7 separate regions of the Mus musculus genome follow, and regions 1, 3, 4, 5, 6 and 7 are each linked to region 2. The links are chromatin loops, found by intact Hi-C in ENCODE. Cell type or tissue: left cerebral cortex. All regions are shown on one strand.

Region 1 (4,000 bases), 180 kb before region 2:
GACAAAAATGTTGTTTCCTTTCTAAAAGTGGGCAAACCAACACAAAAGGAACATAAAAGGCTATGATTATCTAGGGAGAGGGCACAGTTGGCTTTGAGTCCAAGACTCCCGACTCTGGCTAGCTTCATTCCCACTGAACAGCATTCCTGAGCCTTGTAGCAAATAACAAGACCAGCCTCGTCTGAGCTGACAGCCAGGCTTAAAAGGCACCATAGAAAACTGCCTCGTGGCAGTGCCGTACTTGAGAGCTAACGCAGCAAAGGGCCTTTCGGAAAGAACTATAAATAATCATGATCAAGGCAAATGACAGAAACTTAAAGCAAAGGTTTACTGCATGTAAATGGGTTGCAAAATGGCTTTCATAAATTGAGCACGAGATTCATAAAAAAAGAAAATTGCTCAACCTGTATTGCTACAATTCTCTCTGAGCTTACAATAAAAAAAAGGGAAGACAGATCACTTTATGTGAAAATTATTTCTTTTCTGATTAACCCTTTGGTCTCTTGCTTATATATATATGCATAACTCCGTTTTTCTTTCGTAAGAACTACAATACCGGGTATAAAGTTTCGTTACTGTTGCAACCGGCAAGCAGACGTTAGCACTGTCAGGGGTTGGCTCAGCAGAGGAGACTCTGAGCGTGCGTTCTTTGGTTCCCACTGTCTAGTGCTTTGATTTGGAGTGAGTCACTGCAAACTACAGACTTCTGTTTGCTCGCCCGAAGAAGAGATGAGATGAGACAGTTTCCAGCTTCTCTTTAGATATATCTATTAACACTAATGTAAGGCCGATTCAAAGAGAACTAGGTACCACAAACTAACATAACAAAAGTATACTACCTTCTCATGGTCTCTTTTGCTTAATTTGATACACCCCTGTGTTTTGTGTGGTGCTATAGTTTTCATATGGCATGCTCCCACCAAGATTCATGTTTGGGCTTTAATTCTTTAATGCAACACTGCAAGGCTATGTCTTTAAGGGACACTGATGTTTTTGATGAGAGACAATATTCGTTCTCGGGAGTGGATTGGTGCTTTCTAGAGTGGATCGTTATACAACATGTGGGTTTCTTTCTTGGCTCTTTCTTCTAACATGCCCATTAGCCCTTCTGCGTGGAGAGGGATGATGCCCCCAGCAGCCCGTGAGGAGATACCGCCCCCTCCCCTGAACTCCCAGCTCCCAGAACTATGAGCAGCTACATCTCTTTTCTTTATAAATGACCCAGGGTCTGGGTGTCGAGTACAAGGACAGGAAATAAATCCAGACACATGGAAACTGGGCTTAGCTCTATTCTAAACTTTCATTTCTGGAGTCAGCAGAATAAAGTAGGGATGGCTAAGATGGAAGCAGGGGTGTGGAGTTTGGACAGGCTTGGTAAGTATGAGGTAGGAAAAGTATGGGCTCAAAGTAGGATGGGTTTGAAGGCTCCCGATATGCCAGGCTTACGCTGAGCTCACTTTACACCAGCTATCTTGACTTTGAGCTGTGGCCATAGTATATATTCCCAAGCCTTCTCCTCAACCTAGGCTTCTCTCTATCCACTTTGATAGAAAACTGGGTGATGATGTCTATTAAAAAAACTTTCTGATGGCCTTATTCTGTGAAAATGTGCATATATTTTTGAACATGTCATACCAACTTTAAAAGAAAATCACACTGTGCCCAGACTAGCTGTACAGTCTAGAGTCTTTAAAAAGATTTCATTACACATGAAATATGCTTTACAATTACTTAAAGATGGTGACACTATACAAGGAAATGGAGGCTTCTACTGAGCTGGTGTACACAGTGGGAGCCTTGCCCTAAATTTAGAAGAATCACCTCAAGAGGAAACGAGGGAAGTGATGATTTTTTTTTTTTAAAAAGATGCATTTGTTTTTGTTTCATGTTTACAGGTGTTTTATTTGCATGTTAAGTGCATCATGTGCATGCAGTACACACAGAGGCCAGCAGAGGGCATTAGATTCCCGGGAACTCAAGTTACAAATGAACAGCCCTGTGGGTACTGTGAAATAGACTCAATTCCTCTGCAAGAACAGCAAACGCCTTTAATCACTAAGTCATCCACATCTCTAGCCTCTTGATTTGGTTCTTAAGAGGCAACTGTATTTTAAAATAGATTAGTGAACTGTTCAAGAGAACTCCAAATATTTTACAGATATGTGGGCAAAGAAATCATTCAAGCTGAGTTACTTATTTAAAAAGACACTCCATAAAATAGCTGTGCAGCGGTGGGGATAGAATGGGCCTGGATCCTTCCTGTCTCTTGGAATATTGCATTGGATAATACGCTGAAATGTAGGGAAGAGGAGACTCTGTGCTAGCTGTATGACAATGAAACAGTCTGGAACACCAAGTTGGTACCAAGGGTATATAATTCTGATCAACCACTGATCTTTACTGGGATCTCGGAAGCACACTCATGTGCGGGTTGGGCGGTATCAGCAGCATGCCTATGGCTAATCCTCAGGGTCTAAATAATGCTTGCATGTAAGCACCAAGGTTTTTCTTGACTTCTCTATTAATATTGAAATCTAGGGTTTTTTGTTTTTGTTTGTTGTTGTTGTTTGGTTTGGTTTTTGTCTTCAATAAATGACAGACTATATTGCTGAGCATATGATAATGCTTCAAGAGTATGGAGAAGTTTACATTTATAAAACACCTTCAGCATGTTCGCACGAGCGCATACATATAATGCTCTTCAACAACCTAGGAGGTTTTATTTAAAGATGAAAAATCACCAAGGTTCTGAGGGAGGAGATGTGCCCACCAAGTGCCTCAGATGTAAGTAGCAGGGCTTACAAATCCAGACAGGGCTCTTTTTGTGCCCACTGTCCCAAACAGTGGCAACAGGGCCTCTGCACTAGGGTTTGCTTTATATTAGCAAAAACCAATTGCATTTGGAAAGCAATTTCTTATTTTATTTTTTAAACTTATTTTTATTTTATGTGCATTGGTGTTTTGTCTGCATATATGTCTGTGTGAGAGTGTCAGATCCCCCGGAACTGGAGTTAGAGAAAATTGTGAGGTGTCATGTGGGTGTTGAGAATGGAACCTCTGGAAGAGCAGCCAGTGCTCTTAATCACTGAGCCAGCTCTCCAATTCCAAAGGAAGCAAAATTCTTAATATGAGACTCCTCCTGTTGTCATTGCCATTGTAATCACCCTCCTTCTCCTCATTCTCTCCCTTCCTCTCCTCCTCTTCTTCCTCCTCCTTATTTTCCTCATCTTGGTTCTAATCCTCCTCCTCCTCACCCCTTCTCCTCTCCCTTTATTTTTCTTCTTCTCCATTTTTCAATTCTAATTCCCTAGAGTCATCTCTAGTCAGAGCCACCCAGCAGGTAGGACTGACCAAAACTGGGGAAGAAAATGCTCTTTCTTTTCTCATGAAAACCAAGGACTGTTTTTTCCCCCTATAGGAAGATAACTGATTTATTCAAAGTTTCACCTTTGCTCTCACAGATATTTTATACTTATTAAACTGAGTTTGGTTAACATTATTGTTATGGCTAAGCTCCCCTCCCGGTGCTTAAACCCCTTCACAGGCAACATCCTGCATGTGTGTGGATCCCTCTGTGCTTGTGTGCCTCTGTGCACACCTCCATGTGCACACCTCCATGTGCATACGCATGTGGAGGCCAGGGGTTGGTGGGACATACATGTCCTCCTGGGGCACACGCTATCTTGTTATTTATTTCCGTGGAGACTGGCCAGCAGACAGTCTCTCTGGCTAAGATAGAAATCATCCCGGCTTTTACATGGGTTCTAGGGATCTGAACTCAGCCCTGGTGTGTGCACAGTAGGCATTTTGTTGGCTCAGCTACCTCCCCAGTCCTGGAATCAGATTTTCAGAGACACACAGGAGATTTTTCGGGTCATTAACTAGCTGAGATAGCTTCGGGGAATGGTTCACTCCCACAGGAATCTACCCCAAACATGAGAAGGTTTGAAAGTCTGTAAAAAAAATACAGAGTTTAAATGGCCAAACACTCATCACTTGT
Region 2 (4,000 bases):
CATGCAGGTGTACATGCAGATAGATCACTTGTATACATTAAATAAATAAATAAATGTTTAAAAAAGATTAATAGCAGAACACATCTTAAACATTTCTGTATTGGGGGGGAAAGCTACCGTGATACATATACCATAGCATGCCCGACGAGGTCATTGTGAGAAATTATAAGAGTTGGTTCTCTTTTTCTAGCGTGTGGGCTTCAGGACTTGAACTGAAGTCACCAGGCTTGGTGGCAGTCACCTTTACTGGCTGAGTCAGCTTGCCAGAATTAAATAGATAAAAAATAATACAATATAATTCCTAACTCAGTCACATCGCCACGCATGTATAGGTTTTCTACACTTCTAAAAAGCAAATTATATTTTTGCCTTTATTTAAACAACAGAGAACCTCTATAGTCGTGTTGTATTAAGCTTCATCTAATGATGGCTTTCAACACTTAAATTCCAAGTTTCTCTGTCCCCCAGTCTGGATGTCAAGTGGTTTGAATGATCTGCAAAACACTTGAGCTCTCTGGGGGAGCTTGTATTCAAAGAAACCCTCCTGACAATCCTGCTGTAAATCAAAGAATCCTTTTGTACTGCGACTAATCACCTCTTAATTTATCTGCTTTGTGCATCTGCATTGTGGCGTTCTCACATCTTAAAGCAGACATTCTCGCCAGAGCTGTCTCACATGTGTTCATACGGACACTGTGAAGTGGTCACGGTGGTAAGAAGGCCAGGGTTACATGTCACAATGTACGATCATGGTCCACTGAAACCTGGCCTGCGCAGATGATCTGGGGACATGAGCTGTGTCTGTGATGAACTCATGGAAAATGAAAAATTATCCTGTGATTCTGAAGAGTTATCAGACCTGTTAGCTATTCAGAATTTATTCATTTCTGTGTCATTGAGTCAAGAGTTAACAATCTTATTTGTGTTAGGTTATCTTTACGTGTATAGGTAGACTCAGAAGCATAAGTTCTTTAAAAGCTGATGTTTTTACAGGGTTCATTTCCAGCCTATACTTGCCACTAGGTTTCAAAGCTCTTGCATTTTGCTTCCTGAGCTTGAATTTGCTCCTGGAATTTATTGAGTTCTCTAAGCGTTTTTAAGTAATCAAATCAAATGGAACCCAATTTCAGAGTCTGTCAAGGCATCCAACTGCACGTGTGTCAAAAGGATTTACTGCCAAGCAGGAAGGCAAGATACTTCTAAGTCAAATGTGTTTTCTGGCAAGCGGCAACGGCAAGGCCGGTTCCTTTCAGAGCGTGTCCCTGGAATCGGCTTGTCGGGCAGCCGATGGACATCAGGCAAGCTCGCTGGGGCTGGCTTGCAGAGCACGGCCTGGCACGGGCATTTCTAACCAGTGCAGAGCTGAACTGGCCAGCACTGTGTCACCCGGACAAAGAATACTCAACAACAAAACTACATGTAGGGTGAGTTGTGCAGAATGCCAAGTCAACTAAATATCCATTCCTAATGAATAGCTCAGCCCCAGCCAGAGCTCCGGCGGGAGTCAGCAGTGACACCATCTGCAACCAGCTTGCCACCTTTTACGTTTTCTGGGCTTCGTAAAACTGTTCAGAAATGTGTTCAAGTAGTGTCTCCCAAAAATGGTGATGTCACTGAAAGGAAAGCGAACAGAGTGTGTGGCCAAGTGAAAGAATCAGGGAGAGGAAGCGGGGGAGAGGGAGGGAGGGAGGGAAGGAAACACACAGAGGGGGGGGAGCGAAAGAGGGAGAGAGGGAGGGAAGGAGGGTGGGGAGAAAGGGAGAGAGAGCTGTACTTCAAATTTAATAATCAAAACTGCAATGAACAAAGGCATCTGTGTTGTAAAAGCAAAGGCAGGGATGACTAAAGGTTTTCTATTTGACCTTAGAGAGAAAAACAGCAAGAGGTCTTTTTTTCAAAACCAGAGTAAAAATTGCCAGATAATGGCACAATGACAGATGAGGGGGTGGAATGAAGTGGAGACCAAGGCCAAGTGCAGCCCAGAATCTCTGCTCCAGTGAAATGGCTGAACAAAATTTAAACTCCTGCAGTTTCAAAATACTGGGCTGCAGTTCCTGGTTTTCATGTTCTAACACTGCCCTCTTGTGACCATTGCTAGCATTGCAGGTATGGGAGCCAACAGCTCTCCAGTCTAGGCAATCAACTTTTTATTAGTTAGCAGAAAACACCGGGACCCTGCTCATTCAAAGCTTTGTACTAAGTGCTTTATATACAGCGAGTAGGACCCACTAGCCTCAGTTCATAGCGTATCTAACTGTGCATAGCCATACCCAACCCAGCTGCTGGGTTTGTATCAAATAAAGATAACAGTGAGTGTTACAGGCTTTAGTGACATCATAAAGCACCATTCTCTATTTTGAAACATGAAAGTCAGTCAGTCTTTAGGAATTGATATGATTGGAGATTTCCCTTAGTTTAGGTGTTTCCAGAATTGCTAAAAAAGCATACATGTTTCTAGGATTTAAATATTTGTTATACCATAAATTCTCCTCACCTATAAAATCTGCAGGGAAAAGCAAGGCCTTGTGTACACACACACACACACACACACACACACACACACACACAGAGAGAGAGAGAGAGAGAGAGAGTTGAGTGCTGTTGTCTAATATAGTAGGTATATATGCCTACTTTAAGGTTTACTATCATCATCATAATCACCACCACCATCATCATCACTATTGCTATTATTTGTGTGTATTGTTTTGAGGGTAAGATGTCCCTGGAGATGCAGACAAAGTGTCACTGGGGAACTGGAGAGACTACTCCTAAACAAGATGCCTGTTGCCAAGCAGAAACCTACATGAACATGTCATGTCGGACACCATTAGACATGGATGCTGCCTGTAGGCACACCCCCTTGTTGGCTGGTCAAAGTTCTGTAAGATAGCAAAAAGAAGGGCCAAGGCCAGAAGGCTGTCTGAGAAGCTGGGAGACATGTCTCTGATGTGAGTGCACATTGCAGCGAGCTTGGTGGTGAGGAAAAATAAGCATGGAATAAAAACACGAAGATAGGCGTGAGGGTTTGCAGGTCTCTAAAAGCTCCAGGGCACAAGGAGTTGCGGCTCTGCATTTCCCAGGATGCTGAGGACAAACACGGTTGTTACAAAGTAGCAATGCGGGAACTGGGAACAAGAGCATCAGGTCTTGGGGAAGGTCTCTTGGTGGGAGGTGCTCCTGCTATCCAGAGGCTTACTCTCTCCCAGTCAGGTTGCTCTGGAAGCCTTCAGCTTGGGGGGTCTTAGCTGCCCAGAAATCAAGGCCACATAAGCAGGATGTGGCTCTGGGGTCCATCAGAAGTAGGAAGAATGTAACTGCTTGAGAAATGAGCTATGCAGATCTCAATGGGATTTTGTGTCATTTGGAGACAGAGGTATGTGCGTTTCTGAGTTTGAGGCCAGCCTTGTCTTCTATACAGTAAGTCTCGGGCCAAGCAGGGCTATTGAGTAAGACCTATCTCACCAACTAGTTCTGGCTGCTGACAGTGGGCCGGACCCCTGTGCTGGGGAGGTAAGCCATCCCTAGGCCTGAAGCCCAGTGGGCCCCATCCTCACCACACAGCGAAGGCCTGACACTGGCAGGCCCACTCACTCCCTGAATCATTTTCATACTTCTCTACAATGTGGGATCGGTGGATTTCTTTACTGTGATCTTAGGCATCCCGGTGGGCAGATCCCCTGGATACTAGTGAGACACCTTTGGACACTTCAATAGGCCACCACGCATGTTGACTAACTGATGGAAAAGGAAAGACTCAGGGATGACAGGGGGTCCCAGTGGTCTCTAGCTCTTCAGCTTTGCCACTCCATCATCCTAAGGAGACCATGACTTCTCTGTGGACGAGCATGACGAAGCATACCTGGGCCAACCTATGGGTGGGCTCAAGCCACACACACACACACACACACACACACACACACACACACACACATACACGGTGTTCCTAAGCTCCTGGCACAATGTGAGTGATGGAAAAGGAAATAGCATATAGAATGGTCGG
Region 3 (4,000 bases), 170 kb before region 2:
AGGAAGACCACGTACCTCGCCTAAGCACACAAGAAGGCTGTAGAAAAACAGTCAGTAGATGCAGTTACTAGAAATGTTCTCCGCCCTCCCCCTACCTAGAACTAAAGATGCAGCTGAGAAAGCAGCTCCCATAGCTGCGACTGAGACAAGTCAGGGAGATGAACCTGAGGCAGCACAGGGCAGGGAGGGGAGCGAGGGAGGACAGGACAGTGGACACAGAAATGTCAGTGTCACACTGGATTTTCATGCTGATTTCTGGAACGCTCCTCCTTTCCACCTCCGCACTGCTACGCGCTTTGGAAATCCTCTAATAATAATAAAGCAAAGGAAACCAAAAGGCCCAAGTACCAGTGAGCAAACAAACCCGGGGGGCATCACGGACAGGAATTAGATCAGAAGCAGAAACCTGGATGCAAATTACTCAATATCAATTACGAATTATTTTAGGGGGCTGCGTTAGTCATTATTTTGAGGGATCTATTCGGGGTGCCCTCCAACCCTCCAATCAACAAGAGCAAGTTGATTTTGAGATTGAACGTGAGTTAAAGTCGGAATGCAGACAGTGTAAGCGCTTGCTGTAGATGGGCAGAACACATGAAGATCGTGTAGGTATCCCCAGTAGCACCCAGACCCTGCCTTCCTGCTTGGCGGGATGATGGGAAGGGAATATAACAATGCAAAGAGCATTCTCTCGTGTTCAGGAAGCAGAGACAGGATGGAGCTCGGAGCAAACCCAGCTTCCTTAGCCCCTTCACCTCTGTGCCTTTCTTGCCTGCTCGAGGCTGTGGAGGAGGTGCATAGAGATGGCAAGAGCCCCTCATCAGCATCAGCGGGTCTTACCTCCTGCCTGAGGGATGGACGAGAAGTGATAGCAGACGATCCTGAGGACATGGGGACAGAGCAAGTGTGGCAGCCCTGGAGGTTGAACTCCGGGCCGTATGAGCGCTAGGCAAGTGCTCTCCTACGGAGGCACAGCTCGAATATATGAACAGGACTCTCTACATGAGGAGGAGCGTATGGCCAGATAAATCGGGAAGCGGAGTGGGGAGAGTATTCTACACCTTTCTGGTGTTTACTATGTCCCCAACAATGAGGTGGGTGCGGAATGAGGCTCCTTGTTTACTTGCTCCTGCTAGTTAATACCACCTCTACACTGCAGGTGGAGAAACTGGCAAACACTAGAGAATGCGACTGTGCGGCTGATTTTTGTTTGTTTGATGTTTGTTTTTGTTTGCCTATGCAGCAAGATGCTCTATGTGTAGAAGGGACCAGGTCTGGCTGTCAACAGCCCATTTTGAACAGGAAATTCACTGTGTAATTAAAAGTCTTCCTCTTCAAGGAGGCTTTCGAAAGCAGTTTTTATTTGAATAAGGGTATAAATGCACTCCTTAACTGACCCCTGAATGAGCCTGTTACTTCACGTGTTGTCTGGATAGCGAGATCCACGGGCTACGCGTCGGATTGTCAGAACTTCCATTCTGAAGCACTTTGTTTATTCTCTGGCTCTCCTTGTTTGGACTTCCCTTAGGTAGGGTGTTCCGCCTGATCACGTAGACAAAAGACCCACGGGCAAGCCACACAAGCTGTCACCTCAACAGAGAGCAAGTGTCTTCTTTCAGGCTTTGCCTGGCTGGCCAGTCACACCCCACAAGATCTTTCTTTGGTCCCTGACGCCCTCTAGTGGTTCAGCTCTGTGCTTTCCTTACCCAGCCTATATTTGCCACAGAACTCAGGAGTGGGGGCAGGGGACTGAAGAGGAAAAGAGGGCTTAGAAACCTCTGGATGGCCCCAGTTTTGCCCAAAACACCAGATTCTGGCTTTACATCATACCAGAAACAGGCAGGTGTCTACGACCTGAGCCCTTGCTCTATAGGGGTTAAGAGCGATTGAGACCAGATGGCACAACCTTTGTCAGTTTATGGCAAGCAGAAGCTACTCCCGTTCTGATCAAAAACTCACCCCAGTTGGCTACATTGTATCAGTCAGCAGGTTGTTTTAAACTTGTGAGAGAAAATTTTTTCCCTAATACCAAGTCTGCATTTAGAACAACCAAAGCAAGGGCCAGGGGTGGAGGAACTTTTTTGCTGCTCTTCCTGTGAACAAGCTGGGGACTGTTGAGCAGGAAAACTAGTCTAAAGAAAAGGGCATGGCCCCAACATGAACAGGACAATCGTCTCAAATTACTGAATTCTCACAACCCAGGGACCAAGACATCCCCCAAAGTGGGTATCATGGTAACTGCATCATCCAGACCACTGACTTAATATCAGCATCCATGAAGCATCCACTGTTCAGTGGCTTGGGCAGAGTCAGGCAGTTTTTCAAGCTTCAAGTGTATACATAAACTAACCTAGGTTTCTCGGGATGGGGCGGGGCATAAATCAGAAAAATAACATTATTGCCACCAATGTGATGATGTTCTCTGAGTTTAAAAAGAACAACTTCCACAGAGACAGATACCCTCAACTGTGTGTCTGCAGACACGGTTGTTGATATGTTGTTAAGGTTGATGAGAACATCAGCCATAAAATTTACTCCCAGGCTCTCCTTTTATTTCCAGTCAGTCTGGGGAAGTAACCTCTTAGGAGAGAGAAGCTTTGCGTTCTTTTGGAAGATGACTTTGTGGTGTATTCTTTTGTACCCAGTGCACGATACAAATAGCTTGCTACAAATGTTCACACGTGCATTATCTTTAAATTATGTAAGAAATTTGGACCGGATGGCAGGACACCAGTAGAAAACCGGTACAGTATTAAAATAAAAGTCAGACACACAGTCTCTTCTATCACCTTTGGTTTGAGTTTTCATTCCACTGAATTCATAAAGGGGAAGGCACCTCGAACTGAAGACTTACAGATAGCACCTCATATTTACTGATAGTAACTGTGACATAAATAGTAGCCATTCTGTATTGTGTAAGGAATTCCCACGGGCGTGAGACAGATGGATATGTCCTGATGCAAGCCCCCACTCTGCGTATTTTGTCACCCATGCAGCACACTACTCTCGTTTGATAAGAGAATCTAGGAAGAATGGGGACCAGAGGTGTGGAAGGCGGCCAAGTTGAACTTCCCTTTAAGGTAGTGGTTCTCAACCTATGAGTCATAACCTCTTCAGGGTGGGGGAATGTGGGTTGTCAGCTCCTTCAGAGGGGTCAGATATCAGATATTTACATTCAGATTCATGACAGTAGCAATATTATAGTTATGAAGTAGCAACAAAAATAATTTTACAGTTGGAGGTCACCACAACATGCGGAACTGTACTGAAGGGCTACAGTGTTAGGAAGGTTGAGAGTCATGGGTTTAAGGAGTCCTTGAGCAAGCGAAATGCCTCCATCCCTTAAACAGGGTTGTTGTAAGGATTAGAGACAATCTACAAAGCATACAGTGCTTATTTAATAATATGTTTCTTCCTGTCTTCTTCTCAAATATGTTGACTTACCCAGATGAAAACATCGGAGTCATAGGCTTTTAGTGGAAACAATAGGAACTCATCAGTTTGGGTGAGCGCGCTGATAAAGGGAACCCCACTGTACTTGCCAACAAAGGGAAATGCTCCCTCAACATATTATTTGGTGATGTTTCCTTAGTAAACAAACATTCATCTGCTTTTCTTATACACAGATTGGAAATGAATCCCCACTTAAAAAAACAGCAAGCCCCGATCTCCTAGAGGCTCACTGCTAAGTCTCTTGTCTCACCACACAAATGTTGGTACATTTTGTGCAACAGTCTTAGGAAGGGAGTTACAGCAAACGCTGAAACGGAGCCCGGGTGCTCCGGAAACGACCCCAGTTAAACAAACAGGAAGCTCCAGAAATGTGAAGTGAGACTTCCATTTGACACTGGCAAGAATGGGTGGCCAGGAGTTCAATGCGACGACATGTTTTCTACTCAAAATCAGGGTCTCATCCGTGTCCTCAGTCACTCTGAGAGCAAAGGGAAAACACTTTATCTGAAACTTCCCCAGGGCATTCAAATACCACAGCGTCTCATCA
Region 4 (4,000 bases), 1.2 Mb before region 2:
CGAGGCCTTCGGAGCCGGTCAGATCTCCACTTGAAAGGGTATCACACGGAACCCAAAGGATAGGCTGATCAGGTGTCGCTAGGCCATCCGTAGATGCCAGGGCACACCGCGTTCTCTGGGACTTTTCCGGGATTCTCGCCTGGCAACCAGGGACACAGCACACAGAGAGAAGCTGGGAATTTGGGGGCGCACAACCGTCCATGTTCCGTCCACAAGCCTTTCAAAACAGTGTCAGCTTAGCTTTTTGCATGGGTCCCCTGGCGCTGGCCCGCGGTGGCCCAAACCCAACCAGAAGACACTCCCAGGCCCCTCCGAGAGGCTGCGGCGCCCCCGAGGGCCTGGACCTTGCCTCCCTGTCCCTACTGAAGCTTGCCCGGCTTCCCTCGTGTGTCCCCTGCGCGGGTCGCAGGACGCACTCGCCCGCCTTGCCTTGAAAGGCAAGAGAATTTTTCTGCTCCCTAGGGCTCCACAGGTGAAGACCGCGCTTAGGGAAGCCAATGCTAATCTCTAGCTCCTGACGCAAAAGAAGAAAATGCCAACTCTCTTAGCAATTGACAAAAAGAAAGCGGACTGAGGGAGTCTCACCCTATCCCTGCATTTCTTTCATCAATGAATCGCCCCTGAAGTGGCAAGATGCCTGCGAAACAATGCAAAATCCACAGTGAATTTCCAAAGAGAAAGAAGGCTACCGTCTGGGAAAACCTACAGCTCAAACGTTAAGCTTTCCCGGATCCTGGCCAACTAACTGACTCTGGAGGAATGTGTCCCCACGGACATTTAGAAATCTTAAGAGTTCCAAACACCGTACATATTTATACCAATAATATATGGGGAGGCAAGTCTGTATGTATTTACCTCATACATATTTCTATAAACTCCAGCGTCTGGAAAGGGTGGGGGGTAAATAGCACTGAACGGTTAAAATTATGGAGAAGGGATAATAACTGATTACTAATTTGAAAGTAAATAAACAGGTGACTTTTTCAGATCAAATTCCTCCTTGGATCGTTACAATAAATATCTCTGAAGGAAGCGCTCTATTTATGTTGTCATTGATTAATTCTTCACTACCTCATTTGATTTCGATTTAGAACGATTTGATTCTAATTTAATTAGCATGTAATTTGGATGTACATAATTACTGTAATTATGACATTCAGGTAAGGCAGCTTTAGGCTGAAAGGCAATTTCAAATTTTCTAGCAACCTACTTTGTACTGGGAAATGGACAAGGACTTTGCGCCCTGCTATCCAAGTAGTAATTAGCACATCTCTGAAATAGGCAGTGCGGCGGGGTTTGTATTAAAACAGCAAATACAAACCCAGCCGAGTACCCGCTACAAAGGTGGCTGTTGAGTTCCCAGAAGCGCGCTGCATTTCCCTGGCTTGAGTTTGGGGAGCCGGGCACCCCAGAGCCTCATCTCTTTTCTTACAGCTTCGGGAGACTGCGTTTCTTTCCTCCTCGGGCGGGCGCCGGGGTTGGAAGGTGTCGCTTTTTAAATTAAAAAACAATAACTGCTGAAGGGGGAGGGGAGAAAGTCCCTACAAGCCCTCTAAAGCTAGTGGATGGGGGAGGGGTAGTGGACTAGGAAGAGGAGGGAAGGGGGCGGCGGGAGGCAGGGCGATGCACAGAGAAGAGAAAATTGGCCAACGCCCCCAACTGTTATCTCATTTCAGATTTGGGTTTCGAAAAGGCAAGGACAAAAGGGGTGGGTCTGTTCTGGGAGGGGGTGCGCACCCGTCGGGAGGGCCTGGGGCGAGGGCTCTGGGGGCTCCTGGTCGCCCTCTGGGGCCCCGTCGAGCTGCCCCATGCCCGCTGCGCCCCACTTGAGCAGTGGTCGCCTCCCATTGCACGGAAACCCTGCAGAGGTCTGTTGAGGTGCTCGGTGGGTCCAGGCTGGTCATAGCTGTGAGACTCTGGCTTTCTCTTCTGTGTTAGGGGTTCTGGGAAGCTGAGGAGGTCTTGGTGACCTGGTGGTAAACTGCGTTCACGCCCGTCCTGGGTAGTCCAGGCAGACCCGATGGTCCCGCAGCCCTGGACCCTAGGACGCTGGGTGAAGTGTGCGAGGCAAGCTGTGCCCACCGCGGGATCTCTACCCAGGGTGCACGTCGCTGCCGCTACCGACAACGCTCAGCTTTCTCATTTAGGAGTGCTGGAAGACCCTGAAATCGCCTAGGAAAGAATGCTAAATGAGACAATGAAAGAAAGCTGGGTCCAGGGCCAAGCGAGGTGGTAGTCTGTTTTGCTTGGATTTTTCAGTAAGTGTGTTTCAGAAATAATCCCCTTCCTTTGGAGCCATTGCTAGGCAATGTCCCCTCAAAACGGGGCTTGTCCCCAGCTAAAACACTAAACCTCGCTTTTCTTTGCCTGATTCCTTGGCTGCCAGAGTTCTCGACAGAAGCAGGTCTCCAAGCGCTAAAAGCCAAGCACCAGGCCGACAGCGCGGACTCCTATGCAGGAGCTCTAGATGGCGCCAGAGAGCCGCACTCGCCGTGCGCCTCTTGGGGGAATCAAGAGCTACTGTCAAACATAAAAGCAAATCAGAGTTTTCAGTTTTTTTTAATGTGTTAAGAATGTTATTCCTTAAGAAAATTTGTAGCTAAATTATTCTCACTTAAAATAAACACTTAGTATACCAATTACACAAATGGGCGGGATTTATGTGAGATTTACTTCATCTGCATTTTTGTAGTGGAAGAGAGCCTTGGTGAATACAGATAATAGATGCAAATAAGATTAGAGTTAAAATAAATAAAGTTTCCATGTGAATAAAAAGAAATTCAATTTTACACGACTGGTGACGATTTGACGGAATGTCCAGACACGCGGTTCAGGTGCACAATCTAATCTCATCCAAATGTTTTCAAACGTCCTTGAGGAAAGGAAAAAAAAAAATCTACTCCTTTTTCTTCATCAGGTAGGACCCGGTGGGTCCTCCAAAGACTGGGGGTAAATTATGCCAAGAAAGAAAAATACTGGGGAGGGTGTGAATTGAGCCGGGATAGGCGCAGGCCCAGCAAACTTGGTCTTGGTTCATCTACTGCGTGGAAGTTGGAAACAAGAAATCCCTGGAAACTCACTGAAACGAAATTGCATTTCCCCTCACCCCGGCGGGGGCGGGACTCCAGGACCCTGGTCTCAGCCCTGGCTTCACAAAATCCACTTCCAGGCGGCAGTCTTCATTCGCAGCGTGGCCTCCCCATCTACTCTACCCGGGACCCAGTTAGGCCCAAGCCGCGGGAATGCAGAGGTGGCCCTGGGGAGGCGCAGCCGCACCCCACCTGGGGACCCAGCTGGTATCCTAGCTCATGGACCTCGCCTCCCGTGCACGCTCTCTTCCATTTGTTCGTCTTCAGTCGGTCACCACCTACTGAGTCTCAAGGTCTCCCCGGGATGCCTAGAGCTGGTGGGAAGTGGGGCAGGGATGTTTCCCCTGGTGGGTTTCCGACAAGAGCGCGGGACCGGGTCCCTCTTGGCTCAGCTTGGAGCCCAAGATGTCTGACTGGACACTGAGGTCTGGGCTGCCGCCCGCGGTTCACCGGAGCCGCGGTGATGGACGTTGGCTGACCCGCGGGGCAGAGACAGCGCGCAGAGGCCTTGATCACTGGCCTGCGGAGGGAGCCCCTCCGGGAGCGAGACCTGCACAGCCAGGCCCTTTGATCTGCCTTTATTATCAACAAGAAACAAAGCTGCCTGGGACCGACGTCCCGGCGCCCTCATTCCTCAGGAACCCCCAGCTCGCACTCACCTCCGCACCTCCAGCCTGCAGACCCTAGACGCACGGGACGCCCTATAGACCTCAGAGCCTCTGCCTCAAACCCCCAGGATGAGCGTACTCTGCCACAGCTTCTCCTTAAGACCAGACCCAAACTCGAAGACGCTTTGGGGCTGGGGGTGCGGGGCGTCCCAGGCAGAAATGGATGAGCCGGGAGAGAAAATGACCGAAGAGAAGGAAAACTAGAGGAAGAAGAGCTCCGAGAAAAGAGGAAGAAGCCACTGA
Region 5 (4,000 bases), 1.2 Mb before region 2:
GTGTGTGTGTGTGTGTGTGTGTGTGAGAGAGAGAGAGAGAGAGAGAGAGAGAGAGAGAGAGGGGGAGAGAGAGAGAGAGAGAGACCACAAACACATGGTAGTTTATTCAGTATTGATGTTTGATTTTTTTTTAATTCTTACTGAGAATAACCAGTAAAGTTTAATTGTAGTTTTTCATTATTTTGTTGCAATTTTATACTAAAAACTTCTAAGTGGACATTTCAATATGACAGAGTTACATAAGCCAAGCATCTCCATGCACATAAGGAAAAATGCAATTATTTTCTATTCTGAGTCTCCAGACTGCTGTTTTAGAAAATCATATCTGATTATTTGCTCAGCAGAAGATTATTGAGTTGATTTAGCTGTGATTTTACTTAACAAAGCTTCAACTGCATTCCTACTGCGGAGTCCAAAAAAGGTAGAGAGAGATAAATGATACATTCAAACTGTGATTTTTGTGAACAGGGCCGTCGATGCACCCCTCGGAGCTAATAGCGGAGATGAGAAACAGTGGGTTTGCACTGAAACGAAATGTACTGGGGAGAAACTTGACCGCAAATGATCCATCACAGGTAATGATCTTTTTATCAGTAAGCTGAAAATGTCTGGAAATCTAAATGTGATTGCTTGTGAATTGCTACTTAATGTTTTCCAATATGCATATATCCATAGGAAAGTGAGAGCGAGCAAAGAAAATGCTTTAAATGTATTTTGATTTTGCTTCTTTATTACTTTAACCTAAGTGAGAAACTGTTTATAAACCTATATTTTAATAAATGAAATGGCTCCTTTGGGTTTATGTGGATAAAACGTCTAACTGAACTGGTGATAGGATTGTTTGTTCCTTCCTGCTAACACACCCTTGAAATGGCATCAAATGGAGCCAATAGAAAGAACTCTATAAACAGCTCCCTAAGCATTATAGAAAATCCTTATTTATTAAACTGTTCACAAATTCAGAAAGTTAAGGGTTTTTCAACTTACTGCATTTTATGCATGTAAGAGCCTGTGTATGTGTGTACCTGTATGAGCATGCTGTGTGTGTGTGTGTGTGTGTGTGTGTGTGTGTGTGTGTGTGTGTGCGCAAATTAAGAGGAAAACTTAATTAAGAGGAAAACTTGGAGAAGTCAGTTCTCTCTACCATGTGCTCATGATGCTTGGTGGCAAGTGCTCTTACACACTGAGCCATCTCACTGGCCCTGGTTTGAGTAGGAAAGGATGTTTTATTGCATATTTGATAATAAATAACTGTAATTGTAAAGTTAAAGTTACTGATACTTTTATCTAAGTTTCATGGTCTTTTTTTAGTCCAGGTGTCTACTTCTGGGGCTGGTAGCCAGTGCTGTGTGCATGTTAGACAAGTGTTATTATGGAGCTATAGATGCTTCAAGATGCTTAGTTTTATATTTCATTAAACTAAAGATGCTGTATTGAGACAGTGTTTGTGAGTGTTGAGGAGAGAACAGAAGCCTACTGAAAAGCTTCTGTCTGCATTTATCTTTTATTTCCTGATAGTTTCCAAGAATTGTAAAGCAGCTGTAAACCTTGCATCCCACCTTCACAGGTAGAACATACCTGTTTAAATCTTCTAATCCCCCCCCCCCCACACACACACACACACACTTCCCAGTCCAAGTACCACTCCATGTCTGGTATGTCTCTAACAGAAAACTCTCCGTTACGTTACAAGTGTTTTCTTTTCTATCTACTAACTAACTCATCTAAAATCTAGCACTTGGATGTCTTTGTTGACTCAGGACTATGTCGCAAGTGACTGTGAAGAAGACCCTGAAGTTGAGTTCTTAAAGTCGCTCACCACCAAGCAGAAGCAGAAGCTCCTCAGGTAGCTGAGGAGACTGTGGGATCTGTGGGATGTGGGATCTGTGGGATGTGGGATCTGTGGGATGGCTTTGTCTCTGGGTTCCCTGGGCTCTGCAGTCAGCGCTTATGCAGAGAGAGAGCTCGGGTGCCTGGATCGTGTATTGCACGGTTTGATTGATTCCTCGGCGTAGTAAAACAAGTTTTGTCTTTTCAATAGTAAGAAAATTAGTGTTTGCATCCTCAGATTATACTCCTAAGTTATTGTAGCTTTCAGAGTGTTTAATTTGAAAGTAGATATATTTGTAGCTTTTCCTTTTCTTAATAAATCTATATATATCTTTACATACCACTTGTTCTTGGAAAATATTTTTTCTGGTTTTTTTTCTTTTTTAAATTTTGTGAAGTTTTATGAGGAATACATATGAAAGAATGTTTAAATTTATAATAATGTTTAAGTTTGTTAAACATAGTGCATGTGGGCTAAAGAATTCAGGAATTATGCACTGAGTCCAATAGAGGGCGCTCACCATGTTTCAGTAAATGGAAAATGGTATGCAGAGCCGGGTGCAGAGACTGGAGTCTCACAGTAACTCAGCTTCCATCTAAACAGTTTATCTTCCCAGACTGAAAGTTCATAAAACAGTGGGGTTGCTCTATTTCTAAAACTAGATAGTTGATGAGAACTAGTAGGTAACTATTTTATATAATAAAACATCAAAGTATATCCTAAATCAGAACGTATAGACAATCCTTAGGTTTAATAATTAATGTTGTTTTGGTTTGGTTTTGATTTGATCAAGACAGAATTTCTCTCTAGCCCTGGTTTTCCTGGTACTCAATCTGTAGACCAGGCTGGCCTTGAACTCACAGAGATCTATCTGCCTCTACCTCCCAAGCACTGAGATTAAAGGTGTGTACCACCACTGCTGGGCAATAATGTTCATTAATATTTCTGCACTTAAAACATACATACAAGATTGACTGTGCATAGGTTCGATTAATGCTGCACATCTTTCCCAGGTTTTCTTTAATCCGAGAAGCATTTTATTTAGAGTGCTAAGTAGTTTCATGCTCTGACTCGATGTCAGTATTTTATCAAAAGGATAAGGATTCCCAGGGAAGCATAGTTAGGACGCTGGCTTAATTTACATTCTGTTCAGTGTCTACATGCCTGAATAGTTTAAAAGAAAGAAAGTGGTTTATCATTAAATAAAATAAATAATGGGTTCAGATGTGGACACCATTTTTAGTAGCATTTAAGAAGATATAGTCTGTTAACAGTTTCTTTTTTGTTGATGAAAGAACTATTTCTTTCCAACTACAGGAAATTGGATAGACTTGAAAAGAAAAAAAAGAAAAAGAAAAGTGATAAGAAAAAGAAGAAGTTACAGAAGAGCAAAAATAAACACAAGAAACGTAAAAACAAATCCCCTTCCTCTTCCTCCTCTTCCTCCTCTTCCTCCTCTTCCTCCTCCTCCTCCTCCTCTTCCTCTTCCTCCTCCTCGGAGACATCAGATAGCAGCAGTGAGAGTGATAACAAAGAAAAGAAAAGAGAGAAAGAGAAGAGGAAGAAGAAGAAGAAAACCAAATGTTCTGAAAGTAAATCCAGTGACTGTAAGGAGGACAAGCCTAAGAACATGCTTTACGAAGAACTTTCCAGCAGTCACAGTGACAGGGGAAAAGCCCAGGAAAAATTAAGGTTTCCAAAACAAGAGAGTTCTGGGGAGAATAGCATGTGGGTCCATTCTGCTTCTGACCGGACATCCAGAAGCCACCGGCACAGTCCAGAGAAGAAAGGGTCTGACAGAAATCGGGGAATCCGAAGTCGGAGCCGTAGCCGGGCTGAGAGCAGCCGGCGAAGCAGAAGCAGGAGTCCTTACCGTCAGAAGCACAGGGAGGTGAGGAGCCGGCCACACCGGAGCCCTAGTGAAGAGCAGAAGGGAAGAAAGGGCACCAGAAGCCATGGTGAAGGTGACCATAGAAGAGAGCACGTGCGCTGAGCGCCCAGGAGATAAAGGGAGAGGCAGCAGGCTCAACAGAGCTTCGGAGCAACCACCTGGGCATCAAGGACATCTTTAGCAAGGGCTAACATACACATTGTTATCTAATAAAAAAAGTCAATTCATTTTCCATCTCTGTAAACTGTTGTTTCAAGTATTAAAGCACTGTTGTACCA
Region 6 (4,000 bases), 350 kb before region 2:
GAGGGTCACTGGGACTGGCCAGCCCTAGCCTACCTAGTGGTTCAAGGAACAAGACTGTGGTAGAGAAGGTCCTCCCTCTCTTTCTGCACACACATGTGTTCACCTGCATACACATGTGCATAGAACACCTGCATATACACACACATGAATATAAACTCAAGGCCTCTCTGTTTCTGTATACACGTGTGTATACTTGCATACACATGTGTGCATACAACACCCCCATGCACACACACATGAATATAAACCCACCCTACACATAAACACACTGAAAGTGAACTGGAGTCCTAGACACAAAATAGCAGAGAAGCTTCAGTCTACCACTCTAGGGAAGAGAGTTATAACTGAGTGACAGTTCTCTGGTAAACTTATTTAGGATGAATATTGGTTTGGGCTATGGGAAATTTCATTTTTTTTTTCAGAGAATTTAGTCACTTTGCATTGTTTTCTTTGTTGGCACACTTTCAGAACCCTACCTCTAACACACTGATACTCACAGTTTTTAAATCCCTCTAATCCTTTGGATAACAGATCAAATAGCATTTCCTTAGGGAAACCTTGTATTATGCATTCAGGTCAGATCAGATTTCATTGCTAGTGCTCTGTTAGCCATGCCTTCTCTGTCACGTGGCTTGTCAGGGCGGAATGTGGATGGTTGTACTCTCATATTTAGCATTTTGACACAGGTGTTTTTGAGGCTGCTGCCGACAGTGCTGTATGTCTGGGGACATGGTACTAATCACTACAGGAGCATTGGCCGGGGAGGTTTAAAGAATCTGACATGAAGCACAATGGCTAGGCAAATGCACTGGGTACATATTTATCTTCCAGGGCAAGAGTAGTGTTTACATCACTACAGTCATGCTCTCTGATTGCCTGCCACCCAGCTTCCTGCCTTCCTCCTTCCTTCTCTCCCTCCCTCCCTCCCTCCCTCCCTCCCTCCCTCCCTCCTTCCTTCCTTCCTTCCTTCCTTCCTTTCTTCTTCATATGTTTATTGAGTACTTGCTTTTGGAGGAGATGGAGGCAGAGATACACAAAACAGTTGTTCGATTTTCCCAGTTTTCCAGTCCTGAGATACATCCATACGGTGATCTCCAGAGCTCCGTGGAACTGACCTGGCCAGTGAGTGTGGGTTGCTCCCTTGCAGAAATGCAAGGTCACCAGCTGCCCGGGCGGCTAATGGGAGCTGGGGGGGAGGAGGGACAGGAGGAATGTGCAACTGAAACAGGGTGTCTATAAAAAGGAGACTGCACTGAGAGGCTCTGGTGAGGGAGACCTGGGCCTCTGTGGAGGGATTGAAAGCTTAGGGCATGCTCAAGACAAGGCTGGATGGTGGGTCTTCCAAATCATACGTATTTCTGCCTTTGTCTGAAGAGCAATGAGGCACACATATGGAGCTTGAGGGGAAGTGGTCTGATTACATGTTACTGTGGGAAACAATGTCATACCAAGCTTTTGTTAAGTTATTTTAGACCAGAAAAAAAAAAAAGCCCTCCGATCTAGATGGGAGCTCACTGCATTAATTTTATATTTCTAAGAAAAAAATCATGAAAGTTAATGGCCCGAGAAAGCTGTTTCAAAGGAATGAAAATAAATAAATAAGGTCACAGTAAAAATATCAGTCAACTAGAAGGCCCTCAGTCAAGTGTACTGACAGGTGGCAAGAGCCAGTGCATGCAGTACTGCCTTATCACCAGCAGATGGCGTAGGGCATCACGTTCCTGCCATGGATATCGGAGCAAGGATGAAGTTACTTCAAATCTCCGCTGAGTCAGGGGAGGAACAGTGTCCAGCTCCCAAACATGCTATTTATATTCCCTGCGTCATTCGACCTGGTCCAACTGTTTCATCTTGGGTTGTTTTTCCACTCACACAATCCGATTCTCTCTTTACTCATTTGTTTCGCTGGAGTTTATAATGTCTAACATGTTTTATAGGTTTCCCCATGCCATGCGCTAGCAGATACAGTGTTCTACACATGGCAAGGCTAACACTATGCATATATATATATATATATTTCAAAAAGATATTTTTTTTCTGGAAAGAGACCAAAGCTTCTCAACACAGAATGTGTACAGAGAAGGGTCTGGAAATGGCTTTGACTTCAGTACTCTCCCCCAGACACTTCGACCATAGACGACAACAAGCATAGGCAAACTCTCACATATGAATGCGGGGTTATAACTCTTGGGCTTGCTGTCCCATCCCCCGCGCCCCCAAGCTGTGCTTAGTCATCAGGACTGTCCATCGGGTGTCTGGTTCTCCTCAGCCTTGGGCCGGGACTCATGCCGGAGCTACCCACCTCCACTCCGCCTTGTTGTGTAAAAATGAGTTACACTGGTCAGGAAGGTTCGTGTCATTTGACATAGACTCCAGGATTGAAATGATTTGCTTGAACGATGGCCGTTTCTGAAGAAGAGAAGAAGGAACCACGATGAGGCTTGAGGAATGAGACAGGAGAAAGTGTAGCCGCAGCACAGCAGGGTTCTGACTTCGTGTGTAAAACCAGCAGGCCACCAGGTGCAGGGGGCCATAGTCTTCACCCTCAGTTAGTTATCCAGGCATAGACACATATGCTGAGCTTTTTTAACCATGCAGCATCAGGTTGGGGTAACAAGTACTCGTTTGTATATATGGAGAGAGGTACGAAGTCTCACTTTGAGGTATGACCAAGAGCTCCATCATTAAAGATGTGCCTGTGTGGTAGATCTGGTCAAAGCTTAACTATATTATGTGCTCTGGGCATTCCGCGCTTCACTACACAATGTTTCCTTTTTATAAAATGTGTTTGGGCAGGCAATATCTGCTTACCAACCTACTGGAACTAATAAAACATCCCAAATCAGTTGGTCTAAAAAGACCCCAAAAAACAATAATAACAACAACAAAACATTTAAAGACAGAATGACGTCATTGTTCTCAAGGTTTATCCCGTGGCTCTGAAGGCAGTCCCTGAACAAGCTCGCCCAGTGTGTCTCCAGCAGGCCCTGTCTGCGCTCACCTCCTTCCTCTCCAGCCAAGGCTCAGACAAAAGGTTAAAACAAAAATGGAGACCGATAATAAAAGGATGGTGCACGTGCTCTCCTCACCGTGCCTCATAATTACAGCATTTCAGAACAAATTACAGCTACAGCAATTAAAACACGCATTTTAATTTAGGAGCACAAAAACAGGAAGGAACAATGTTGAGGTGGCTTGCTCTCAGGACCTGGCGCTTCTGACATCATTAAGAAAAGCTCTTTCCCCATATTTCAGAAATGTAAAACTAGGATATTTATTGACTTCTTCTGTCTTTATTTATTTCGAGGGCATACATATGTGTGTATACACATATGGTGTGTGTGTGTGTGTGTGTGTAAGAAAGCATAGTTAAATGCTACTGGTGAACAAAGGAAAAAGCTTTAAATAGTTTAAATAGAGTACATATAAACAAATTTATATTTTTAAACTTTGTTTAGATCTTCATGCCTCCCACCATGTGTCAGGTTTTAAATGAAAAAAAAAAAAAAGGTGTAACTTTGCACAAGAAATGACTATAAAATAAATACAGGAAATGCAGAATCTTTATTTTACAAGGAAAAGCAGCAACAGGGCTAATGACTTTTTTTTTTTTTTTTTAAAGACCTGGCCCATAGACCCAGGTTAGCCCTTCAGCTCTGTGTAGCTGTGGATAACCCTAACTCCTGATTGTCCTGCTACCTCCCAAGTGCCACGCTATATAGCACACCCAGTTTATGCAGTGCAGGGAAATGGATCCCAGGTTCTTGTGTGTACTACCCAAGCATTCTACCAGCAGAGCTACATTCCCAGCCCATCCAATCACTATTTAAGACTTATGTTCTCCTACATTTAATTATTATTATTATTATTTTTTTTTTTTTGATTTTCTGAGACAGGGTTTCTCTGTGTAGCCCTGGCTATCCTGGAACTCACTCTGTAGACCAGGCTGGCCTTGAACTCAGAAATCCGCCTGCCTCTGCCTCCGGAGTGCTGGGATTAA
Region 7 (4,000 bases), 110 kb before region 2:
TATGAAGTCAGGAACTTATTTTATTGCACTTTGATGACCCAGACTAAAGTACATGGCCTGCACAACACATAGTAGGTGCTTGGTCAGTACTAGCTAATTGCAAAAGGATTATATAAACCATGGTTATTTCTCTTATGATTGCAGCATTAATTCACTCCTTGAAACTTTATTAATTGGAAATTTGCAAGCAGGCTAGAAATTTAATTTATTCAAGAAAAAAAGTGGTTATTAGCTCATGTAGTAGTGTAAGAGACTGTAAAGAGAATGATTAAACTAATTAAGAAAATAAATTGTTTCAAGCAGGCCATAACCATTTAGTATCACCAATTCGTATAGAAATAATTTGTGGGCCAAGTTTCAAATAATAGTCCTCTACCTGTTCATTAAAGAAGGTCCCCGAGGATGTTTATTAAGTAACACTTTGTTAGCTTGGTTCATTTGTTATTTGCACTTGAAATATTCCATAAATTAGCCTCTTCCTAATGGGAAAGGTGACACCTGCAGTCACACGCAGTTTGCTCACAAACGTGGATTCTCTTAAAAGTATGCAAAAATGTTATAATGGAAGAAGCAAACGTAATAAACTTCTGGTTGATTTGTGTCTCGTTCGCTTAATTTCTTTCAGACAAATTTCATTACATTCATTTGGGTGTAAACCCTGGCATCTACCTTCCCATTATTTTCTGATCAAACATTTACTGTTATTGACTATCAATTGGGCATAGGTAGAGTGCAGAAGTCTAAATCACTCCATTTCCTGGAATCTACCTTGAACTGTGACCTTGAACCTAGTTTCCAGAATCCGATCTTCCCTCAGCCTCCCTTTCTCAGTCAGCAAGAACTGTATCCTTCCATTCATCTGAGCGAAAGCTGGGAGCCCTTCTTACAGCTCTCTCCCTTCCCTCCTAGTTCATTCACAAATAATCCCCCAAAATCAATGTCTAAATCCGCCCTGGATGCAGTGCTGTGCATCCCCTGCGACCCCACCCTCCTCACCTCTAGCCCCCCACAAAGAACCACACTGGTTTCCTAGGAGTCCCAGAACTTAGACGTGCTCTTCAGATTATCCCCGTCCCCATCTACCTATTTATACCAATGAGTTTCCCCAGTTCTTAACAAGGATAACAACCAAAAACGAGTCACAAAACAGACATCAAACCCTATTTCATAGAGCTATCTTAACTCTATCGTTTTGAGACCATGTGGCCAAGCATGGCCTTGACCTTGCGGTTTCACAGAGGATGACCTTGATCCCCTGATCTTCCTGACTCCACCTCTTATGTGTTAGGATTACAGGTATTTAGCACCATGCTGGGTTCCTTGTCCATTTCTTAACAAGTATCTCCAAGTCACCCAGGAATGAGTTTCTAATAGCAATGCATCTTAATACTTAATAATAATTACATAGAAAATATTCACATTGTTTCTATAGTTGTACACAGCTACTGAAGACTACCACTCAGTCAAGAAGATAAAAAAAAAAACCTGCAATAAAAACATTTGGCCATCAGAAACATTTAAGCAGCAAGATTTATGTCCCAATGCCTGCTACAAGATGCTATGTATAAGAGAGTAGTTCATGAGAGACTTTTGGCTATAGCATATATCACAATCTGGAGCTTCCAGGTTTACCCTAGACAACTAATACCTGGGCAGTTCAAAGGAAGGAAAAACAGACTTCTATTTGTAGACGGCACTGTTATCCAATCACCTTGTCTGCATGTTAGCGGTACACAGATGCAAGCATACAGTCACCCAGCCTAGGATGAAACTACATTACAGTAAGATCACATTCGCAGAATGTGACCTAAAGAAGAAAAGGAAACAACGTTGCCAACAGCAAAGAACTTCCAGTATATTTTTAAATGGGAACAGCTCACTTCTCACATTGCTTAGCTCTCGAATATCAGACCTAAGTGAGTACTCTATAAAGACCTGCTCATCAACAGACTTGATCCTTGGGAGTGCCTGTCTGCCTTATGAGATGGGAGCTCTGCATCTTTCTTACAGACTCACAGACTAGACTGCATTCTGGAAAGTCAAACATCACCACCATGATATAACTGAACTGTAGACATTCACATATGGATAGATGGATAGACGTATTGTCAATGTGGATTAATTTGAATGTTCTCAAGTCCTAGAAATCTTAGAAAATAACATTTACTATTGACATTTTCATTTAAACATCTTGTTTTCTATAACTCAAACTTCAATGTTAGAAACACCAATAAAAACTCCCCTTAGAAACACTGGAGTGACCACCAGAGGGAGCCCGTGTGTTTTTCTGATATACAAAATACCAAAAAGAGAAAAAGCTTACAAAACATAAAGCTAGAAAGGAGAGGGAGAGGGGCTGCAGTCATTTCAAAGAACGTCTTCTTGACTGGCAGATGCATCTTGCATTTACATTACAAATCTCTTCACTCCGCAGTGGTCTATCCCAATGCTTTGACATAAAAAAAAATGATTAGATGAACACAATCTTTTATAAAATTCACATACCCTAAAGCTAGAAGGTCCAGAGGGAAGTGCTCTGATAGCATCCATAGTTCTTGCTGTGCCCCACGCAAGCCTTCTCCAGGTTTTCTTAAAGTTCCTGCTTTCCTTCTCTATTCTGGTCCATCTTTGCGGTTAGCTGGGGAAAGGCTTGGGTGTGGTTTCCTCACTTGCTTTGGGATCAGGCTATCAAGTTACAGCACTTGGTGTGACTTGGGATTTTTTCCCTTTTTCCTGTCTGAGCCAAATGATGAGGGCATTACGAAGAATGAGTTTCCATTTGTCATCTGGAAGTCCCTAGAACCCAAGACTGGACCAGGTTCTAAACAGGAAGACAGAGGACCTCCTCCAGGGGCTCTAGAACTGAGTTCAGGTAAGCCAGACCCACGGGCCCTGCTCAGCTGCCCCCAAACTAGAAAAATATCCCAGGACTGAAGGTATCCAGACAAGGGCATGATCCTAGCTACCTAACATAACAGCTTACGTCACACAGCATTATCAAACTGTACTTTCCGTCTTGTTAAGGCAATTTTTCTTGGGGTGCTATTGAGGGCCATAGTCATCTATTTACAAGGAAACTGAAACAGAGTTTCAGTTAATTATTGATAACACGTAAGTATCAAGAACACACACTTTGATGAAGTTTTATTTCTGAGACAGGAATCCTGACATGCTAATGTCAAACTCAATCATGTTGATAACCTCTGAGATAGAATTTTTCTGTCTTCCTTGCCCACCATTCTAAAAGTGTGTCAGGTTGAATGGAATGACTTAATCTTCTTTTCCGAGTTTCTTTTTCATGTCTAGGTATGATATTTGTATAATATATGCAAATAAATTAGCACAAACAAATTGAATTCTACAGGGCCAGCTTAGTTAGATGCTGTTAGCCTTAACGTGCTTATTAATGCTTCAGACACAGACTCAAAAACATTATTATCAAATTTAGGAATATCGCCCAATTGGATGGGATGGCTGACAGTTAGGAAAACTGGATTGAAGTTTAAAATGACCTTGATGGACAGAGAAGGAAAAAGAGGGCAAAATTCAATAGAAATCTTTGCAAAATAATTCACTCAAAAGACGCCGGGAAGCAGAGAAGAGGAGCGTCGAGCAAACACTGACTGCACAATTAGACAAGGGCTGGAGGTCAGAGTGAACAATAGGCTTCAGAGACGTCAGCAACCTAGTTCTGTCATGTTAAAACAGATGGCATGATTTTAGCAAAAGCAAATGGGGAAACTGTTAAGCTAATCCCCCTTCTAGATACAAATTAGGTAAGTCTAGAGATGAAGTATTGCTTGGACCCAAACACCTATACCTTAGAAGGTAGGTTTGGAAGGCAATGTTTTAAAATTTAGGTCTGATGATATTAACCTCAGTGGAGAAAGTTTTCAAACTCATTTCCTTTGTTCATATAATGCTCACAGCCTAAAAAATTTCCCCCTTCTACTTGGGTATCACTTTTTCTCCATGAGGATGCTCTGAGCACACCCCCTCC

The links. A loop is a pair of places that touch in the nucleus more often than their neighbours do. Peaks named below come from ENCODE experiments on the same cell type or tissue, not always from the same donor. Only the 100,000 strongest peaks of a DNase experiment are listed, where the experiment ranks them.
Region 1: a loop joins it to region 2, with 4 times the contacts of the local background. A loop is called at or near these places in 19 of 42 quality-filtered maps.
Region 3: a loop joins it to region 2, with 4 times the contacts of the local background. A loop is called at or near these places in 11 of 42 quality-filtered maps.
Region 4: a loop joins it to region 2, with 7 times the contacts of the local background. A loop is called at or near these places in 5 of 42 quality-filtered maps.
Region 5: it touches region 2 in a loop (4-fold over the local background); 5 of 42 quality-filtered maps call a loop at or near these places.
Region 6: a loop joins it to region 2, with 6 times the contacts of the local background. A loop is called at or near these places in 13 of 42 quality-filtered maps.
Region 7: it touches region 2 in a loop (10-fold over the local background); 29 of 42 quality-filtered maps call a loop at or near these places.

What each region holds. Positions count from the first base shown.
Region 1 is chr2:72,218,077-72,222,076 of GRCm38, reverse strand. The region is part of intron 17 of Rapgef4 (Rap guanine nucleotide exchange factor (GEF) 4); the gene reads right to left. Among named protein-coding and RNA genes, the nearest start is that of Map3k20, 66 kb to the left of the region's middle. In left cerebral cortex, a CTCF peak has its summit at 1,947 (motif pointing right); DNase peaks (open chromatin) are centred at 1,954 and 2,977.
Region 2 is chr2:72,036,440-72,040,439 of GRCm38, reverse strand. All of the region lies in intron 3 of Rapgef4 (Rap guanine nucleotide exchange factor (GEF) 4), which reads right to left. Among named protein-coding and RNA genes, the nearest start is that of Gm29940, 16 kb to the left of the region's middle. In left cerebral cortex, a CTCF peak has its summit at 2,097 (motif pointing left); DNase peaks (open chromatin) are centred at 1,331, 1,572 and 2,073; H3K27ac peaks cover 929 bases.
Region 3 is chr2:72,201,487-72,205,486 of GRCm38, reverse strand. All of the region lies in intron 15 of Rapgef4 (Rap guanine nucleotide exchange factor (GEF) 4), which reads right to left. Among named protein-coding and RNA genes, the nearest start is that of Map3k20, 82 kb to the left of the region's middle. In left cerebral cortex, a CTCF peak has its summit at 1,684 (motif pointing left); DNase peaks (open chromatin) are centred at 1,684 and 3,068.
Region 4 is chr2:73,277,123-73,281,122 of GRCm38, reverse strand. No RefSeq gene overlaps it. Among named protein-coding and RNA genes, the nearest start is that of Sp9, 7.2 kb to the right of the region's middle. In left cerebral cortex, a CTCF peak has its summit at 2,471 (motif pointing right); DNase peaks (open chromatin) are centred at 2,458, 3,098, 3,160, 3,968 and 2 more places; H3K27ac peaks cover 707 bases.
Region 5 is chr2:73,284,184-73,288,183 of GRCm38, reverse strand. It overlaps Cir1 (corepressor interacting with RBPJ, 1), which reads left to right. Exons shown (of 10, transcript NM_025854.3): 8 at 469-575; 9 at 1,761-1,846; 10 at 3,149-4,000. The coding sequence ends at 3,824. Among named protein-coding and RNA genes, the nearest start is that of Sp9, 14 kb to the right of the region's middle. In left cerebral cortex, a CTCF peak has its summit at 2,334 (motif pointing right); a DNase peak (open chromatin) is centred at 2,365.
Region 6 is chr2:72,387,879-72,391,878 of GRCm38, reverse strand. It overlaps Map3k20 (mitogen-activated protein kinase kinase kinase 20), which reads right to left. Exons shown (of 20, transcript NM_023057.5): 10 at 2,303-2,409. Among named protein-coding and RNA genes, the nearest start is that of Gm52556, 38 kb to the right of the region's middle. In left cerebral cortex, a CTCF peak has its summit at 1,686 (motif pointing right); a DNase peak (open chromatin) is centred at 1,709.
Region 7 is chr2:72,147,536-72,151,535 of GRCm38, reverse strand. All of the region lies in intron 6 of Rapgef4 (Rap guanine nucleotide exchange factor (GEF) 4), which reads right to left. Among named protein-coding and RNA genes, the nearest start is that of Gm29940, 95 kb to the right of the region's middle. In left cerebral cortex, a CTCF peak has its summit at 2,268 (motif pointing right); a DNase peak (open chromatin) is centred at 2,283; H3K27ac peaks cover 388 bases.